2 separate regions of the Homo sapiens genome follow, and region 2 is linked to region 1. Evidence: chromatin contacts called from ENCODE Hi-C or POLR2A ChIA-PET data. All regions are on one chromosome and are shown on one strand. The core of a region is the stretch at or near the end of the contact, and the rest is flanking DNA. Distances in the headings are between cores, read along the strand shown. Region 1 holds the start of CHAC1 (ChaC glutathione specific gamma-glutamylcyclotransferase 1). Region 2 holds the start of KNL1 (kinetochore scaffold 1).

Evidence for each region. Hi-C counts contacts between places; a loop is a spot of excess contacts on that map. ChIA-PET counts read pairs that join two places held with the same protein, here RNA polymerase II (POLR2A). Pooled maps may share reads with other maps.
Region 2: a map of CD4-positive, alpha-beta T cell shows a loop between it and region 1 (2.9-fold over the local background). The contact joins the promoter of KNL1 here to the promoter of CHAC1 in region 1. A Hi-C loop is called at or near these places in 2 of 168 maps with a recorded cell type or tissue (CD4-positive, alpha-beta T cell and naive thymus-derived CD4-positive, alpha-beta T cell) and 10 of 50 pooled maps. POLR2A ChIA-PET finds 5 or more read pairs at or near these places in 4 of 52 experiments (A673, H1, OCI-LY7 and 1 more).

The regions. Positions count from the first base shown.
Region 1 is chr15:40,950,597-40,956,602 of GRCh38, forward strand. It overlaps CHAC1 (ChaC glutathione specific gamma-glutamylcyclotransferase 1), which reads left to right and starts at 2,875. Exons shown (of 3, transcript NM_024111.6): 1 at 2,875-3,218; 2 at 3,632-3,667; 3 at 4,777-5,916. The coding sequence starts at 2,988. The coding sequence ends at 5,178. RefSeq lists enhancers at 2,084-2,677, 5,103-5,653 and a silencer at 2,349-2,608.
Region 2 is chr15:40,591,246-40,597,251 of GRCh38, forward strand. KNL1 (kinetochore scaffold 1) reads left to right here and starts at 3,004. Exons shown (of 26, transcript NM_144508.5): 1 at 3,004-3,147. It overlaps TRS-GCT4-2 (tRNA-Ser (anticodon GCT) 4-2), which reads right to left and starts at 2,661; the gene lies at 2,580-2,661. RefSeq lists a silencer at 2,554-2,603 and enhancers at 2,724-2,943, 3,164-3,483.

The DNA of each region.
Region 1 (6,006 bases), core at 1,625-4,124:
TTCATAAAACTTGGAAAATAGAGGAAAGAATTGCTCACAATCCCAACACACTAGTATTTGCTGCCTCCCTATCTTTATTGTTACTGTTTTTAAGTTTTAATCATAGTTCATGTGAAAATTTATATTTTGCATTTTTGCCTTAATATGCAATCATACACATGTTTACTACGTTTTTTTTGTTTGTTTTGTTTGTTTGTTTCCCGAGACAAACTCGTGCTCTGTTGCCCAGGCTGGACTGCAGTGGTGGGATCTTGGCTCACTGCAACCTCTGCCTCCTGGGTTGAAGTAATTCTCCTGCCTCAGCCTCCCGAGTAACTGGGATTTCAGGCACCTGCCACCATGCCCGGCTAATTTTTTTTGTATTTTTAGAAGAGACGGGGTTTCACCATGTTGCCCAGGCTGGTCTCGAACTCCTGAGCTCAGGCAGTCTGCCCACCTTGGCCTCCCATAGTGCTAAGACTACTGGCGTGAGCCACTGCACCCGGCCCAACATACATATTGTTTCTAATGTCTGCACAAATTTAATGGACTATATCATATTTATGTAACTAATTATCTATTGCTGGGTATTTAGGTTGTTTTCTTTGTGTTTGTGTGTGTGTGTATGTGCACATTTTTCTGTCATGTGAATGGTAAATTGACATAATTTCCTTAAACATTTAGCTAATTTTGGATATTTAAGTAGTTTTTCTTCTTTTGTTTTTGCTATAATATGTAAAGGTCGGGCGTGGTGGCTCACGCCTGTAATCTCAGCACTTTGGGAGGCCAAGGTGGGCGGATCACAAAATCAGGAGTTTGAGATCAGCCTGGCCAATATGGCGAAACCTCGTGTCTACTAAAAATACAAAAATTATCCAGGCGTGGTGGCAGGTGCCTGTAGTCCCAGCTACTCGGGAGGCTCAGGCAGGAGAATCGCTTGAACCTGGGAGGCGGAGGTTGCAGTGAGCCGAGATTGTGCCACTGCACTCCAGCCTGGGCAACAGAGAGAGACTCCACCTCAAAAAAAAAAAAAAAAAAAAAAAAAAAAAAAAAAAGTAACAATGCATTGAAAATCTTCAGGCATATGGCTTTTCCCGTATTTTGAATAATTTCCTGAAGGAGTATTGGGTCAAAGGGCAGGGATATTTTGTGATTCTTGACTTGTATCACCAAGCTGCTTTCTCAAAGGGTTGTTTGTGCCAATTCAGATACTTCAGCAATATGTGGATACCAGTTTCCCACTTCCCGGACTACAACCCACAGCTGGTGAGTGGAAAAGAGGACATTCTTCTAAGAAGCTACCAACAAAGGAGGTGCTCATATGAACGAAAGGGGACAGGATAGAAGAGAAGAGGGAGACTGAATGTGGGAAATGGAGAGAAAGCGAAAAAGAAAGGAATAACCAGAAAGGACCATTTGCTGGTAATTTTTTTTTTTTCCTGATTGGAAAAGTAATTCATGCTCCCTGTAAAAATCCAGACTTTTTCATTACTGTTTAAGTTTGATACTGAAAGTCCTCCTCTGGTGCCAGCCTCTGCTAACTGTTTAGGTATATTCTTCCAGATTATTTATTACACGAATACTTTTTGTTTTTAAAGAAATAGCTTTGTACTATACACACTGTTGTGCAAGTTTCCCACTTATATCTGCGACACCTTCGGAATGAATATGTGAAGTGTGAAGATCACGTTTAGTTTAAATATTGAATTAGAATCGAATGAGAAGCCATGTTGCACATTGCCCCTGCCAGCCATCTCCTGGCCAGTTTAGAGAGAAGGCCTTCAGCTGCCTCTGTTTCCCTTTTACAGTCAGTGACATCCCCTGAGGGCAGTCCCTTGCTGCGTATTGGGTCAACCCCCGGCGGCCTGTGGACTCGGCTGGGAGGCCAGAAGCCGAGGGAGAAGACCAGTAGCTGGCCATAGTCTTGTGGGGGCCTCACTGGGCCCTCCTTGCCCGCTGCTCCCGGAACCTTGTGCCTATGGATTAATCATTGCTGCAAAATCTCACGTCCAGGAAGAATTAAACCCATCGCCTTGGGGGCAAGACTAGCCTGGCTTTTGCATCTTTATAGCCTTTCTCCGCAGGTGCAGCCACCACCTCCAAAGTGACTGCCGGTCGGTCCAAGCGCTCTAACAGGCTCTTCCCCGAGCCTACCTGGGCTCGAGGGGTCCCACACCTGGTCCGGGGCGTAGCCCATGTGAGGCCTGCAAGCTCCGGGCGCCTGGCCTACCTAACTCAGCCCCGCAGTCTCTGCAGAACCCCCTGCAGCCCCGTGGCCCAGTTTCTCCATTTGCTCACAATGGCCAACGGCGTGAGGCACTTGAGCGGAATGCGGACGGTGCCTCCGACAGCTTTCCCGCAGTGCATGATCTCAGGAGGGGCCCCAGAGACGGAAGTTTACGACGCCCAGAGCGCTCCTTCTGGACGTGCCCTGGACTCGACTTGGGACTGAGTCTGTGCCGCCTAGGCTGGCAGGGACTCGGCCAGATGCACTAGCGGCAAGGCTGGGCTGACACCGCCTGGGACTCGCTCGCCGTACCTCCAAGGGGCCCAGGTCATGAGGGGGCGGCTGGGGAGACGCCCGCCCGGTGCCCGCCCTGGGCCCGGCGGGTGCCCCCTGCCCGCCGCCTGACGCAATCCGAGGCGCCCTTGCTGCATGCCGGCGCTGGAGAAACCTCCCCTGCCGTTGCATCACTCCTGCCAGGTTTGCCACAGAGGTGGAGCTGAACCAATCAGCGGGCGCGCTGGGCCCGCGGCGCGGTTAAGTGAGAAGCAGAATCCGAAGTTGATTGGCCAAAAGGGGATTTGCCCCACCCCAATCACCGCGGCAGCTGGCCGCGGTGGGCGTGGTCTCCCGGCAAGAAGGTTTAAAGGGCGCCTCCATGGGGGGCGCTCAGCTGGAGCTACCGAGCGGTGCCAGGCCAGGTGTGTGCGTCCGTCGGTCTTTCCGTGCCCACGCCGGAGACCAGCCCCGGAGGCCGCCTGGGCCTATCCCTGTGCCAGGCACCATGAAGCAGGAGTCTGCAGCCCCGAACACCCCGCCCACCTCGCAGTCCCCTACGCCGTCCGCTCAGTTCCCCCGAAACGACGGCGACCCTCAAGCGCTGTGGATTTTCGGGTACGGCTCCCTGGTGTGGAGGCCCGACTTCGCCTACAGCGACAGCCGTGTGGGCTTCGTGCGCGGCTACAGCCGCCGTTTCTGGCAGGGAGACACCTTCCATCGGGGCAGCGACAAGATGGTGAGCATCCAACCGTGCCCAGGGGAGTGAGGGGGTTGGGGGCGGGATACTGGGCGCCAGTGCCCTGGAATGTCCGGGGCTCTCTGGGCCAATAGAAAGAAATGTGTAAACCTGTGTCTGGGGTTTGTGGCTCATTTAAATGTATGTGCCCAGTGCATCACTGTGATGGCTGGAGTCTGTGAACCTGTGGATCCCTGTGTTGATCACCAACTGGGACCACTGACATGTCAGTGTTTCTGGACGTTTCTCCTACATCCGTGCATCGCTCCCCCACCTTCCCCTGCATGAATGGGACTCAGCATGCAGAGTGGGGCACTTGGAGGCCCGGGTCAGCGGGATTGATAAAGGTTTCCTTGCTGATGGCAGAGCTGATTTCTAACTTGTCTATTTCAAAATATTTCTTCCCTCCCTAGCCTGGCCGTGTGGTGACGCTCCTTGAAGATCATGAGGTAAGTGCCCGAATCATGAAGGGGAACCCTGGCCCAGTGTGAAGGGGGACCAGCAGAGAGAGCTCATAGGCTCTTGGCTGCAGGCTAGCTCTGTCTGATGCTTCTCTGGCAGAGTAGAAACGTGTTCTAGCTCAGTGCTTCTCACCAAATCACATGAGGATCTTGTTAGAATGCAGATTTTAGTTCAGTAGCATGAGAATGGGTCCTGAGACACAGCATTCCTAACTAGCTTACAGGTGATGCCACCACATCCTGGACCACACTTTGAGGAGGAATCCTGTCTTCCCTGGTACTAGACCACTTTGTCAACTGTTTTTTTTTTTTGTTGTTGTTGTTGTTGTTTTGTTTGTTTGTTTTTGAGACAGAGTCTTGCTCTGTTGCCCAGGCTGGAGTGCAGTGATGCAATCTTGGCTCACTGCAACATCTGCCTTCCAGATTCAAGCGATTCTCCCACCTCAGCCTCCCGAGTAGCTGGGATTACAGGCATGCGCTACCACACTCAGCTAATTTTTGTATTTTTAGTAGAGACGGAGTTTCACCATATTGGCCAGGCTGGTCTGGAACTCCTGATCTCAAGTGATCTGCCCACCCTCAGCCTCCCAAAATGCTGGGATTACAGGCATGAGCTACTGCACCTGGCCTCAACTATGCCTTTTTTTTTTTTTTTAAGACGGAGTCTTACCCTTGTCACCCAGGCTGAAGTCACTGCAACCTCCACCTCCTGGGTTCAAACGATTCTACTGCCTCACCCTCCCGAGTAGCTGGGTTACAGGCGTACGCCACCATGCCTGGCTAATTTTTGTATTTTTAGTAGAGATGGGGTTTCACCATTTTGGCCAGGCCGGTCTCGAACACCTGACCTGAAGTGATCCACCTGCCTTGGCCTCTCAAAGTGTTGGGATTACAAGCATGAGCCACCACGCCTGGCCTTTCAACTGTTCTTAACAAAGAGAGTACAAGGGCTTGAGGTACTGCCACCAGATGGCTCATCAGCCGACCACAGCCTCCCTTATAGAGCACAGTCCTGGGTGGGGGTGGCATGTTAGGATAGGAGAGGGAGCAGCAAGGAGCTGTCATGACTGACCCCGGGTGTCCCTATTTCTTCCCAGGGCTGCACTTGGGGCGTGGCATACCAAGTGCAAGGGGAGCAGGTAAGCAAGGCCCTGAAGTACCTGAATGTGCGAGAGGCAGTGCTTGGTGGCTACGATACCAAGGAGGTCACCTTCTATCCCCAAGATGCTCCTGACCAACCACTGAAGGCATTGGCCTATGTGGCCACCCCACAGAACCCTGGTTACCTGGGCCCTGCGCCTGAAGAGGCCATTGCCACGCAGATCCTGGCCTGCCGGGGCTTCTCCGGCCACAACCTTGAATACTTGCTGCGTCTGGCAGACTTCATGCAGCTCTGTGGGCCTCAGGCGCAGGACGAGCACCTGGCAGCCATCGTGGACGCTGTGGGCACCATGTTGCCCTGCTTCTGCCCCACCGAGCAGGCTCTGGCGCTGGTGTGAGGGGCTGAGCCCCTGCGGGGAGTGCTCATGTGGACATCAGGGCCAGACACCCACTCCAGTGCACAAGACAGACTTGCGACCGCTTGAGCCCACTGAGCAGATATGGTGGGTGGCTGGAGGCTTCTCTTTCTCAGTCCCTGCCTGTCTGCCAGCCTGCAGCTCTCCTGCTTGACACTGACTTACTACTTGAAACTTTATTTATTGCACCATGTTGGTGTGGTGGGCAGGTGGAGGGCCTGCCCTGGACACAGGGGCCCTGCTGAGCAGTGGCCCCATCCTGGAACTTGACCAGATTCCCCCCAGTGCTGCTGCTAACCCCACACCACCCAGGCCTCCACCTCCCCAGGGAGTCTCCAAGAGCCTCGATCCTCTGCTCACTCAGCCCAGCCATCCATAGCCCTGGGAATTCCACCTGCCAAGGATCCCAGCAGGCTGGATGAGGGATAGTAGGGCATGAGGAGAAGGAGCCCTGTAAGGACTGAGGCCCCGGCCAGCCCTTCTCCTCCACCAGTTCCCCAGAGCAGAGCTGGAGCTGATGCCTGGACACAGCTGCTGAGCCTGGCCTGGGCCTCTTACCCACTTGGTTGTTTTCTTGTCCCTCTGTCTGTCTGTCTATCTACTTGTCTGTCTGGGCCACTCCTGCCTGTGTGTTGGTCTATTCCTGGGAAGCTCATCACTACAGGCCCTGGCAACCTTCCCAGTCTGTCCCATACTGTTACCCATAAAACTATCTCTTTATCTGTGCTGTGCCGGAATGTGGTTCTTTCTCAGATGGGGGTTTGGGGCAAGTGAGGTGGTGATGCCCTGGAAGGCTCCTAAGAGGGGAAA
Region 2 (6,006 bases), core at 1,754-4,253, 360 kb before region 1:
GAACCTGGGAGGTGAAGGTTGCGGTGAGCGGAGATAGTGCCACTGCACTCCAGCCTGGGCGACAGAGCGAGACCCTGTCTCAAAAAAAAAAAAAAAAAAGTCTACCCATGCTCTGCACAGACGTTGATAGACCTATAGTTATCACTGCAAGAAGCTGGCAAACCTCAGGAAAATGATGCAGCCCTGGCGTCTCTAGAGAAGTTGCAGCACTAATGGGCAATGTAAATAAAAATGTATTTACAAATGCATTCCCAGCACTTCCCTGGCAAGTGCTGGGAAAAGCCTAGCAGGCCACAGAAGCGTCTAGGAGGGTTACAAAGGTCCAGAAGCAAGAGAGAGCGCACGGGCTAGTTGAAATGGAAGAGGGAGCTGCAGGTTGCAGGGCTTGTTGATGGGGGTGACCTCTAAGCTCAGATCCGAAGGAGAAGCAGGAGCCGCCCAGGCAGTGACATGATGGGAAAGAAGAGGGTGGGGTCAGGGGTATGTTGCAGGGAGAGGAGCAGGGACGGTATCTACAAACGTGTTGTGGAAAGAGAAAAAATCCTAGTTCAAGGAAAGGTAGATCTGTGTCTCCAGGGAGATTTAGAAAGGTCTCTCTCAGGGGCTCTTAACCTTTTTTTTGTGACACAGACCCTTTTGGCAGTCTGGGGAAGTCTAAGGATCTCATCTCAGAATTTTTTTTAAATTTTGATTAAATTTTTAAATTTTTTTGTAGAGACAGGGGCCTCACTATGTTGCCCAGACTGTCTTTGAACTCCCGGACTCAAGGGCTGCTCCTGAGATTTCAGGCATGAGCCACCATGCCTGGCCAGAATGTTGTTTTTAAATGTATAAAATTAAATATGTTAGAATACAAAGGCAACCAATTTTGTTGGAATAGTTGCCAAAATATTCTCAAAGTTTGTGATGTAATAATATAATAATGCATGCACTTTTTTTTTTTTTTTTGAAATGGAGTCTTGCTCTGTCGCCCAGGCTGGAATGCAGTGGCATGATTTTGGCTCACTGCAACCTTCACCTCCCGGGTTCAAGCAGTTCTCCTGCCTCGGCCTCCCCGGTAGCTGGGACTACAGGCACGTGCCACCACGCCCGGGTAATTTTTGTATTTTTAGTACAGATGGGGTTTCACCATGTTGGCCAGGCTGGTCTTGAACTCCTGACCTCAAATGATCCACCCACCTCAGCCTTCCAAAGAGCTGGGATTACAGGTGTGAGCCACCGCGCCCAGCTTAATGCATGCACTTCTTTATGAATGCATAACATTACAAGACATAATAGCAGGTCTAAAAATTACCACAATTTTGAAGTAGCAATGAGCGTAAAGCAATAACAGTAATCTGATATAAAAATATCTGTGATTTCTATTGGTGACAAAATAATGGATAAGGTTAATATTACTGTAGTTAGTTGCTTACCGTTATTGAAGGATGTGCTTTCAATTAGGGAGTGTGGAAATAAGGATGAAATCTTTTTCTGAACCAAATAACCCACTGAATTCTATCCATGGACCCCTTGGAAATGCGTGGAACCCAGCAGAAACCCTTCCTAGCAGCAGGGTAGAGAATGCATTGGAGAGCAAGGCTAAGGAAGGGTGACTCAATGTCCTGAGCCCAAGGAGGTATCAACATTCCCAACGGATTTGGATCTGTAACAGAAAGAAGCCACTGGAGCCAGCAGAGAATGGGGCCACTGCTTTCCATACTCAGTGCCCAAACCTTGCTGAAGCACCTGCCAGAGGCCGTGTTGTGGAGCATGGTGCAATGCAGACAGCCTTGTGGAGGAGACAATCTGTAAACCATGACTGCAAAAGATTGATAAATACTGATTATTAATCTACAGCACAGTGTAGGATTGATAAATACTAATTATTAATCTACAGCACAGATTAGAAGGGTGATTAAGCCAGCGTCTAGTAGATTTGGGTTACACTCTCCTTTCTTCAATTTAGAAGCTGTATAACCTCGGGCAAGCTAATCTTTCAGTCTCCTCATCTGTAAAATGGAGTAATAAAAATATTTGTCATGATCAAGGGTTATAGTGATGTAATTCATGTAAAACATGTGGTGCCTGTAGATAATAAATACCGGATAAAGTGTCTCATGGTAGCTTTTGAAGTGAAACCTGGTATCTCATAATCAGGACAGGTGTTAAAAACCCCAGAGTAACAGTCTACAATAATTGAAACTCCTCAGTTAGGAGCTGTGTTAAAGTTGGAACAGAGCAGCATTGGAACATATGGGATGGTAATAATTGTGGAATTCTATTCACTGTTGTTAACTCCATATAAAAAGAAATTAAATCCAGCATGATTTCTGATTCCTGGAAAGTCTCTTTCCCTCCCTTTTCTTTATCTGTGATGTCAGAACGTTCCAAATACTGTATTTCAACATTTCAGGCCTGAAACTGATGGTGCCAGATTAATTGAGTAATAAATAATAAGTATTCAAGTTTTTCCGCTCTGCAAATTTACTTTGGTTATTAAAAAATTTATTCTGCTCTGCAAATTTACTTTGGTTATTAAAAAATTTATTCTGCTCTGCAAATTTACTTTGGTTACAAGCAAAAGTAAGCCACCACATCGACGAGGATGGGATTCGAACCCACGCGTGCAGAGCACAATGGATTAGCAGTCCATCGCCTTAACCACTCGGCCACCTCGTCCCGGTAAGTTACTGTTTCCTGATTGCTATAGGGAGTAATATCAAGGGGCTGTGACGCAATGTTATGGAAGCCGCCATTTTGTACGGAAGCCAAAGTCCAATCACTTCCATAGCAAGCAATCGAAAGAAGATGGCCGCTCCCACGATTGTGGGGGAGGTCTCCACTGGGGAGGGGCAGAGGAAATTCGGTCGAAAAAGAGATAAAGCTGAAGGAAATAAAATTGGCACGGAGTCTGGGAAAGTAGTTTCCCTAAAGGAGTCTTAGAAATAGGGTTGGTCTGGAACCTAAGGGGCGGAGCCGACGCGTAGAGCCGCTTTGCGCGTGCGCATCACCTAGGCGGTTAGATTTGAATACTTCACTGAGGCGAGCCGGGCGTTGTGAGCGGACTGCTAGAGGCGGCTGTCTGTTTCCGCTCTAAGGAAACTCAGAGCGTGTGGACCCCAAACAAGTCTGCGCAAAATTTGTCGAGGAGGTTTGCCGCGGCAGGTAAAGAGAATGACTCTTTCGTTCTGGGCTTCAGGGAAGGCTTCGGGTTTTGTCTGGGCGCCCTGAAGTTCCTGCGGTGGGAGGTAGGGTACGCTCCCTCAGCCTGGCGGCCTCCGTTAGCGCCGGGCCGAGTAGACGCCCCTGCCCCGGGCCGGGCACACTGTGCCCTTTTTCCCCTCCTCGGCCTGTACGTTGTGCCGCCTCCCGCTTCCCTAACACTTCTCCGCCTGCACCTCGGCCCCTCCGGCCACCCGGCTCGGGTTGCTTGTCCGTCGCTCTCTTGGCGTCCTCTTCCGCCCCGCCCTGCCGTCCTCTGTCAGGGCTCGCGGACTCTTCTTGCACCCCTGCCGCTCTTCCCTAGGGACCTCTCGGCTGTTTGTATTTCTCACTTAAGCTTTTTTTGGCTCTAAATGAAGTGACAGCAATGAGTGATTTTAAAATTCTCAGCTCTTCGTGGTTTAAGGTGTCTGCTCGGAGTGCTGGCCGCACGTAACAGATTTTTCGTTTTCTGCAAGTATAATAACCTTAACAAATGAAGTCAATATTAGTACTGCGCAAATTAGTTTTTAAAAATCCTCTTCTGTTCATTATTCCTCAGGATTTAAGCCCTTATTCTTCACGTTTATTTAAATACTCAAGTTTGAGGGAGGAAAAAGTATTGCCGATTGGAATTTTACAGATAGGTTTAATAGGCATTAACAGATAAAGGATGTGGATGAAGACCAAAGCAGAAGCTTATTCCAGTCTAGATATTAAAATTGATGTTTTCACTTCCGTCGAATCCTGTAGATATTTATTGGGTTCCTTATCCTGTGATAGGGCCGGGGACAGATGATTCCCAAACCTAGAGGGGTTTACAAAGGGAAATAACTAATATACACAAATAACTAGAATACAAGACAGAATGTAAAAGATTATAGGACATTCTAAAGTGGTGTGGGAGCACGGAAAAGGGAGAGCTTATTTGATGCTTTTGGTGATGGATTTGTGGAGAAGACCGCATTTGAGGTGGACGTTGGTTGGAGAGATGATTTACAGATGGGAGTTAATATGTGGTAAAATTTTGGTAATTAAAGGTTAGGGTCAAAGCAGTATAATTCTTGACTTTGCGAATGGCTGGAAATCTTTACAAGATGATAAATACATGTAAATTGAATTAAAATGTTTGGAATGGTAGTATTAATGATGTGTTCGATGTTAAATAATAGACTGTAAAAGATACTGACTCTAGATATTGCCAGTAAAGCAGTGCTGTCCAACAGGGCTTCCTGTGAAAATGGTAATGTTTTATATGTGCACTCCAACATACTACCCATTAGCGACATGGGACTATGGAGCACTTGAAATGTCATTATTGTGACCAAAGAACTGATTATTAAATTTTATTTTATTTTCATTAATTTAAATGTAAATAACTACTATATTGGACAGCACAGGTCTAGAGTCTCTGTCATTTCACTCTTATCCTCCTACAATCCCGGAAAATACTAACTCTAGATATCGGTCGTATAAATGTAGGAGTGGGCAAAGAGCCAGATAGTAAATATTTCAGGCTTTGCAGGCTACATGGTCTTTGTCACATATTCTTTGTTTAGTTGTTATTGCTTGCCTTGTTTTCTACAATCCATTAAAAGGGTAAAAAAACACTCTTAGCTCAAAGGCTAATTGGGCTCAGTCGCTGTTTGAGGACCTACGGATTATTTAGAGTAGTGGTTCCCAAATTTTCTTGATGCATGGCACCCTGAGATCAAAGAAATACCTAACAGTCTATTTATTGAGTACAGTGGTTGGGTCCAAACATTAAGTATATATGTCCCAAACTTAGTAGCCATTTAAAAAAATACAGAAATTGAAGGAAAATATGATATTTTAAATTTTATTTATTTATTTATTCTTTTTTGTGAGACGGAGTCTCGCTCTGTCACCCAGGCTGGAGTGCAGTGGTGCTATCTTGGCTCACTGCAGCCTCCGCCTCCTGGGTTCAAATGATTCTCCTGCCTCAGCTTCCGCAGTAACTGGGATTATAGGCACCCGCCACCATGCGCAGCCAATTTTTATATTTTTAAGTAGACACGGGGTTTCACCACGTTGGCCAGGCTGGTCTCGAACTCTTGACCTCGGGATCCGCCTGCCTTGGCCTCCCAAAGTCCTGGGATTACAGGTGTGAGCCACTGTGCCTGGCCAAAATTTTATTATTAAATAATCACACTTACTGATTGGATATCTGTGCCTGTTGGACACTGCACAACTTCTGAAACTTTGGAATCAGTTTATACCCTGTCACCCTCATTTCCTGTAGTACTTTAATAAAAAATACTTGCTTTTGGGCCGGGCACGGTGGCTCACACCTGTAATCCCAGCACTTTGGGAGGCCGAGGCAGGCAGATCACCTGAGATCAGGAGTTTGAGACCAGCCTGACCAACATGCAGAAACTGCGTCTCTACTAAAAATACAAAATTAGCCAAGCGTGGTGGCGCATGCCTGTAATCCCAGCTACTTGGGAGGCTGAGGCAGGAGAATCACTTGAACCTGGGAGGCAGAGGTTGCAGTGAGCCAAGATTGCGCCATTGTACTCCAGCCTGGGCAACAAGAGTGAAACTCCATCTCAAAAAAAAAAAAAAAAAAAAAGGTACTTGCTTTTTATCACAGCAACTGCAAACAGTTTATCTTTACAGTGATGTTATTAAAACTAATGTAATGCAAATGTACTGTTTTGATCTAGTAGTTCACACAGTACCTGACAGGTGTTCAGAACTGCTGTGCATCTCTCAAAATTTTTAAATATCCCAGGACACCATTGTGAGTATGCTGCAGCACCCTTGGGTGCCAGGTACACAGTTTGGAATCAGTAACTTTTT